Regions from separate parts of the Homo sapiens genome. Here region 2 is linked to region 1. Evidence: chromatin contacts called from ENCODE POLR2A ChIA-PET data. All regions are on one chromosome and are shown on one strand. Each heading gives the region's core, a stretch centred on a gene start or an enhancer-like site at or near the end of the contact. The rest is flanking DNA. Distances are from core to core; before and after follow the strand shown. Region 1 has its middle 22 kb from the start of SRP9. Region 2 overlaps EPHX1 (epoxide hydrolase 1).

What was found. ChIA-PET counts read pairs that join two places held with the same protein, here RNA polymerase II (POLR2A).
Region 2: POLR2A ChIA-PET joins it to region 1 with 14 read pairs in RWPE1. The contact joins two enhancer-like sites. POLR2A ChIA-PET finds 5 or more read pairs at or near these places in 8 of 52 experiments (AG04450, BJ, HEK293T and 5 more).

What each region holds. Positions count from the first base shown.
Region 1 is chr1:225,753,830-225,757,135 of GRCh38, reverse strand. No RefSeq gene overlaps it. Among named protein-coding and RNA genes, the nearest start is that of SRP9, 22 kb to the left of the region's middle. Within about 2 kb of position 1,623, at least 10 of the 41 ENCODE cell types and tissues checked have a DNase peak (open chromatin) inside an H3K27ac peak, as active enhancers do; they include PC-9, where a contact is called at or near this core.
Region 2 is chr1:225,811,788-225,815,093 of GRCh38, reverse strand. The region is part of intron 1 of EPHX1 (epoxide hydrolase 1); the gene reads right to left. Among named protein-coding and RNA genes, the nearest start is that of EPHX1, 3.3 kb to the right of the region's middle. Within about 2 kb of position 1,658, at least 26 of the 41 ENCODE cell types and tissues checked have a DNase peak (open chromatin) inside an H3K27ac peak, as active enhancers do; they include PC-9, where a contact is called at or near this core.

The DNA.
Region 1 (3,306 bases), core at 374-2,873:
GACAACATTCTAGCACATTCCCTTGTAAAATCAGCACTGTGTATATCTCTTCTCTATTCTGCCATATTTTGTAAGACGTTAGAAGTCAGAGACCCAGGGAAAGATACCTCTTGATATTCTCTACAAAAAGAGCAATAAAGAGCAGTCAGGAAGCCCTGCAAGTGAAATAATGAGCAAAACGTTTGTATGAAAAAAGGAACTGGGCCAGGCGCAGTGGCTCACGCCTGTAATTCCAGCACTTTGGGAGGCCGAGCTGGGCAGATCACCTGAGGTCAGGAGTTAAAGACCAACCTGACCAACATGGCAAAACCTCGTCTCTACTAAAAATACAAAAATTCACCAGGCATGATGGCGGGTGCCTATAATCCCAGCTACTTGAGAGGCTGAGGTGGGAGAATCTCTTGAACCCAGAAGGCAGAGGTTGCAGTGAGCCGAGATTGCCCCAGTGCACTCCAGCCTGGGTGACAGAGCAAGACTCCATCTCAAAAAAAAAAAAAAAGAAATTGAAGAAGAAGAAGAAGGAAGTGGCCAGTGGTGCTGGAGGTAATAAGTGGGTAATGAAGGATAGAATCCCTAGGCTTGGGGTCTCAGCCCTGGATAGACTGCTAGCCGTCATCTACCTATGCATGCTTCTCACCATAAGCAGAGAGCTGAACGTTTTGGTTCCCCAGTAGTCACTCCAGGCCTGTGTTGTGACAACAGAGGTTATCTGACAGCTTGGTCAGGAATTCATTGTTTCTTTTATATTTTCATTATATTTTTCCCACCTGCTTCCATATCGCTACCACCAGGGATTTAGGAAGACCAGACTCTCCCTTTGTCCTCTGTCACCTCCTCATACCACTTCTCCCAACCAGTCGTAGGGCCAGGGAGCCCCAACTTATGTCACTGTCACTTACTTGCCACCTTATGCCCCATTTGCCCATTCTCTCCGAATGACTTAGGCAGTAAATTCCCCAGGGCGGTCACAATCTGCGTGATCATGGGAGACCCTGAGTGCAGTATGTTACTCCATAAATAATTCACTGTTCTCATTTTGAAAGCAAGGAGATCTGAGTAACTGGAGAGGGAAGGCAGAGGGGTGATTGAAAACACACACCAGGATAGGTCTTCTCAGACGCTTTGTTACATGGCTTTCTGTACTTGACTGCTTTGGAAGCTGTAAATAGGACTGTGGCCAATGTGGTCCCTGGATGCTGGGGCAGGGGGCCGACTGCAGAGAACTTGTTCCTTCCAGGAAACTGGGTTCTGTCCAAGGCAGAGCCTAGGAGCTGGTGTGACTGCAGTAGTAGGAACGTAGGGATGAGAAGGATGTGAGGATGCAAACACATCCAAGGGCAGGGAGTCACTTTGTGTGTGAAAGCCTTTCTTTGGCATCTCGGATGCATCTGCGTTGCCCTCCTTGGCATCTCCTGGATGAAAGGAGGTCAAGGAATACTATTTTGAGGTGCTTAAAGAGGGACAGGAGGCTGCTGGATATACAAGCCTGCTTGTGGGAGGATGAAGGGAAAAAAGGCCTCATCAAGGCCGTGCTAAACCCAGATGCTGTTCTTTGACCTTCATTCCAGTTGCTGCATCACTCCTGGGTGTTTTGTCTTTGCCAAAACCACATAGGGAGGAAGTTACTAAGACAAAGGGGTGACTGCAGAGCCAATTTCTATTCCTAGCCTGTGGTTGACCCTGGCAAGTAACCTTGAGCAGGTCATTAACCCCTCCCTAGGGTGACTATAATGGATTCCAACCTATGTCAGGAAAGTCCTGTGAAAACTGATAAGTTGAGACTTTTAAGTGCCTTGAGATCTTAGAAGAGATAAACAAACAATATCCCTGTGTTTTGTGAGCATGTTATGGGCTGCCCTTGAAATCTGATTCTCCATGCACTGGCCATGCTCTGTCCTTTGCTTGGTGACCAGGTGTAGAACACACTTAGGAGTAGCAATAAAAACAGCTAACATCTATTAAACTGTTACTGTGTGCTGGGCACTGTAGTTTAACGCTCACAGCAACATTCTAAGGTACAAATGACGAAACAGAGAGGTTAAGTAACTTCCCAAAGTTGCACAGTTGATAAGCCAGAGCCAGTATCTGCACTCCGGGCTCCAGAGTCCAGGCTCTGCTCTTACCCGAGATAAGAAGCAGATAAGCCGGGCGCGTTGGCTCACGCCTGTAATCCCAGCACTTTGGGATCACGAGGTCAGGAGATTGAGACCATCCTGGCTAAAGTGGTGAAACCCTGTCTCTACTAAAAATACAAAAAAAAAAAAAAAAAAAAAAAAAAAAAAAAGCCAGGCGCGGTGGCAGGTGCCTGTACTCCCAGCTACTCGGGAGGCTGAGGCAGGAGAATGGCGCGAACCCAGGAGGCAGAGCTTGCAGTGAGCCGAGATTACGCCACTGCACTCCAGCCTGGGAGACAGAGCAAGACTCCATCTCAAAAAAAGAAAAAAAAAGAAGCAGATAAGAACCATATTTAGGCCCCATGTGGTGGCTCATGCCTGTAATCCCAGTACTTTGGGAGGCTAAGGAGGGCAGATCACCTGAGGTCAGGAGTTCAAGACCAGCCTGACCAACATGGTGAAACCCTCTCTCTACTAAAATACAAAAATTAGCCGGGCATGGTAGTGCGCGCCTGTAATCTCAGCTACTAAGGAGGCTAAAGCAGGAGAATCACTTGAACCTGGGAGGTGGAGGTGGCAGTGAGCCAAAATCATGCCACTGTACTCCAGCCTGGGTGACAGAGCTAGACTCCGTCTCAAAATAAATAAATAAATAAATATTTTAAAAAGCATATTTAATAACTATGTAATTTGTCGTTAGTGAGCACTTGCTATATGTTCTGCACCAAGCTGGGGTGGTATGAGTGACATGGAACTATATAAACAAGCAGAAGACAGACGGGAGTTGGGTGCTAAATTGACGATACCAAAGTTCTTTTGAAAATCTAAGGAAAAGAGATCCACTATGGGCTGGACTTTTGGGGAAAATGTTGGAGAAAGTGAGGCTTGAGCACCCTTTTTTTTTTTTTGCCATCTAAGCAGACTATTTAGACTCTCTGGGACTACAATTCTAGAAAGATGCTAATTTGTATTGCTTATGAGAAAAAGGGCATGGAGGAGGGGCTATTTCATGGTTAAATCTGGAATCTGCTGCATACATTCATAGTCTTGTGCAGATTCACAATGCACTTTGGCTCTTGGAGGCTCTGCAACATTGTGTGATAAAGAAATCTGCTTTTCTTGGCCGGGTGCGGTGGCTCACACCTGTAATCCCAGCACTTTGGAAGGCCAAGGTGGGCAGATCATGAGGTCA
Region 2 (3,306 bases), core at 409-2,908, 58 kb before region 1:
ATTTGCTGGGCCCACTGCTGTTTCCCCACAGGAACAACTTGGCAGCAAACAGGTCCTGCCACAGCCAGAAAAACTGGAACGTGGGAAAGTATATTCATTTCCCCCAAAGAGCTGGTAAGAGTCAGTCTTCTCTTATCACTGCAGGATATACCCATACCTGGAAAGATGGCCTTGGGGCTTGGCACTGGGACCAATGTATTTCTCTTACTTTCCTAAAGTCTCTCCGAAATTAGCCAAGTCTCACCAGTTCTAGCAGAAAGAGGGCTACAATTTTGTAGGACCGGAAAGTCACCCCTCAATGCGGCCAGTGTCTCTCGTTCCACAGGGAAAGCAAATTCCCAGGCTGAGTTGCCAGAGGACAAGCTGAGGTGGTGGCCTTTGGTGAGGGCTGGAGGGCCAATGGCTGCCTGCTCCTGGCCTCTCACGGCATGGCTCTCTGACCCTTCAGGGATGCACTGAGACCTCCTGCTCCCGGTCACCAGCCTCCCACAGCCTTCAAGAGTCACAGTCCAGGCTGCTCCTGGACTAAAGCCAGCCAGGCGGGCCCGTGGCAGAGACACTCAGAACACGGCCTAGACTTCAGGATGTGTCTGGGCACCCCCAACCGCTGTGAGGAAGGCTAGAGAAGCCCTGAGCTGTGACACTGGGGTGGGAAGACTTAAACACACCATCTCCCATACTACAACCATCTTAAGAAGAGGTAGTTTTTCTTTTTAAAAATTATTTGAGACAGGGTCTCGCTATGTTGCCCAGGGTGGTCTTGAACTCTTGGGCTCAAGAGATCCTCCTGCCTCAGCTTCCTAAAGTGCTGGGATTACAGGTGTGCTCCACCACTCCCAGCTAATTTATTCTTTATAGAGACGAGGTCTCACTTTGTTGCCCAGGCTGGTCTCAGAACTCCTGGGCTCAAGTGATCCACCCACCTCAGCTTCCCAAAATGCTGGGATTACAGGTGTGCGCCATCTTGCCCAGCCACTTTTTCTGTTTTAAAAAGAATTAAAAATGAAGCTCAGATATGTGAAGTAGTTAATCCAGCTCTTAAGTACCAAAAAGACATTCAAATTCAGTCTCTATTCATCAAACTTCCCAAATGCTAAAGGCAGCAAAAACTCCTGCTCCCGACCTAAGAACAAGGCCTGTGATCCTAGTTTGTGGAGTAGCTGGAGAATTTTCCAGAAGTCTCTTTAACTCCTCAGAGAAAAGAACACTTTCCCCTCTTCTGCAAGCTTGCTCAGTTAGGCCTTGGAGAGCCTAATGGGTGTGGCTGTGCGGGGGCTGGACCATGCACTAAACCACACCCACCCACCAGGCAACAGACGGAAAGACACAGACAGCAGGGCGGGTGGGCATGAGGACTCCACACCAGGTCTCTGAACCCATCTCCTGGAATGCCGTAGGTCAGGCTGTGGCAGTCAAATGGCTGCTTTCTGCTGAGAAAGGATGAACTATGACTTCCCCTGGGAAAGTAAATAAACCTTGACAATAGGGGAGGCTGCTCAGTGTGAGCTTGGTTTGCACAATCGTGTGCTCAGTTATATAACGGAGGATTGGATTGCGCAGTTTTCTCCTTGTTGAGAGGAAGCTCTTCCTGGAGCGCCCACCAGCTCCTCCCTCCTCAGGAGAGGGGTGTGGCTGGATCCTTGGCAACGCTTTGGTCCCCTAACGGGGGAACTGCTGGGGTGCCTTCTCCCTCCTGCAATCCCCACCTTATCCCACAGCCCCTTGGAGACTCTGCTCCTAAGCCACTAGGTCTGGGTCAAGAACCACACACAGGCAGCCCAGGGGGCCAGCTGGGCTGGGCAGTGACCCTCCTGCCTTGACTCAGGGCTCTTGAACTCTTAAGATTTTGCCTCCCCTACCCTGTGGCCAGGGCCTTCACTCTAGTTGAAGTGTCTTCACTGGACCCAGCAGAGGCTACAGGGCCCACTGAGTCCCTTCAAAACTTACTGTTTCCCTCCTACACATTCCTTTCCTGAAATCCCTTCAGACTTTGCCACAGAATCATCACATAGCAGAGCTGCAAGAAGGCCTGCAGATCGCTGAGCCTAACCTCATTTTACAGATGAGGTCCAGAGAGGGGACACATTAATGGCAGAGCTGGGACATGAGCCAAGTCTTTTTTCCAGCCCAATCCTCTTCCCACATCACTGTATTACCTCTCAAAGGAATGAATTGCTGTTGATGGGATTTATGGCCCTAGCAGAGGTGGGTTTTCAGTATGAGATCCTAGGCACCCCTCGAATCACTATCTGTCTATCCCATCTGTGCCCACTCTGTCCCCGAGTGGGTGGGCTTCGAGCTACTTCTTCAGCAGGGGTGACCAGCTCATGCTTGGTCCTCCCTTATTTGGTACACCCAGCTGTGATCCATGTGGTTGAACCTCTTGGCGTAAGAACTGAGAAATGAATCTCGGTAGCCCCTGCTTTCACATGTCTGGGCCTGGGCCAAGATACCAGAACGGGAATCAAGGTGCCAGGTGAGCAATCACCAAGCCTGGGTATCAGGTCGACAGGAGGGGCACTGTGCATTGGTGAACCTGGGCTCCCTGAAAATGCCAGTTATGCTTAAGACATCAGGCAGGAACCAGGACACCCCAGGAGAGTCACTCCACCTCCTGCAGTGGTCAAGATGCCCTTTCTGCAAAGGTCCCTCTGCCCACAGAGCCCTCATTCAGGGCTTCCTGAAGATGTTCCCAGCCGCGTAAGTCCATGCCAGCTAGTGTGCTTCAGGCACAGCTGAGAGGCAGGAGGCATCACGCAGAGAGCATGTGGCTTGTCACAGATGGTGCTGAGGTTCACCCTGGCTGTCTTGCTGAGTAGTTATTTTCTGTGGAAGGTCCTTCCTTTCCTGGAATTGGGAAGAAGGCCGCAGAAAGCTCAGGAGTCCCCTCACTTACAGACTGAGCTAGTTCAGTTTATCCAGTAGGTCACTCATCAGCTTGACCCACACTCTGCAAACACAAACATCAGGCCATTCAAGCTGGGCACACTCCTGCCCCCAGCCTTTGCACCTGCACCCCAGGCAGCAGCTTGGCTGCTCCCTAACTCTTCAGGTCTATGCCAGTGCCACCCTTCAGTGAGGCCTTCCCTTTCCACCTGGCACTCCTCTCCCCTCTTTAAAGTTTTATTTATCTCCATATTACACATCATCTTCTAACATACTTTATAGTTTACAAATGTATTTTGTTTATTATCCCTCTGCCCCTAGAACTGCAAATCCCACGAGGGCATGCTCCCCGCTGTGCCTCAGTTCCACAGTGAGCAGTTCCTAAGTACCGCCCATGCCTCCTCAGCGCCTCCTAGGTGT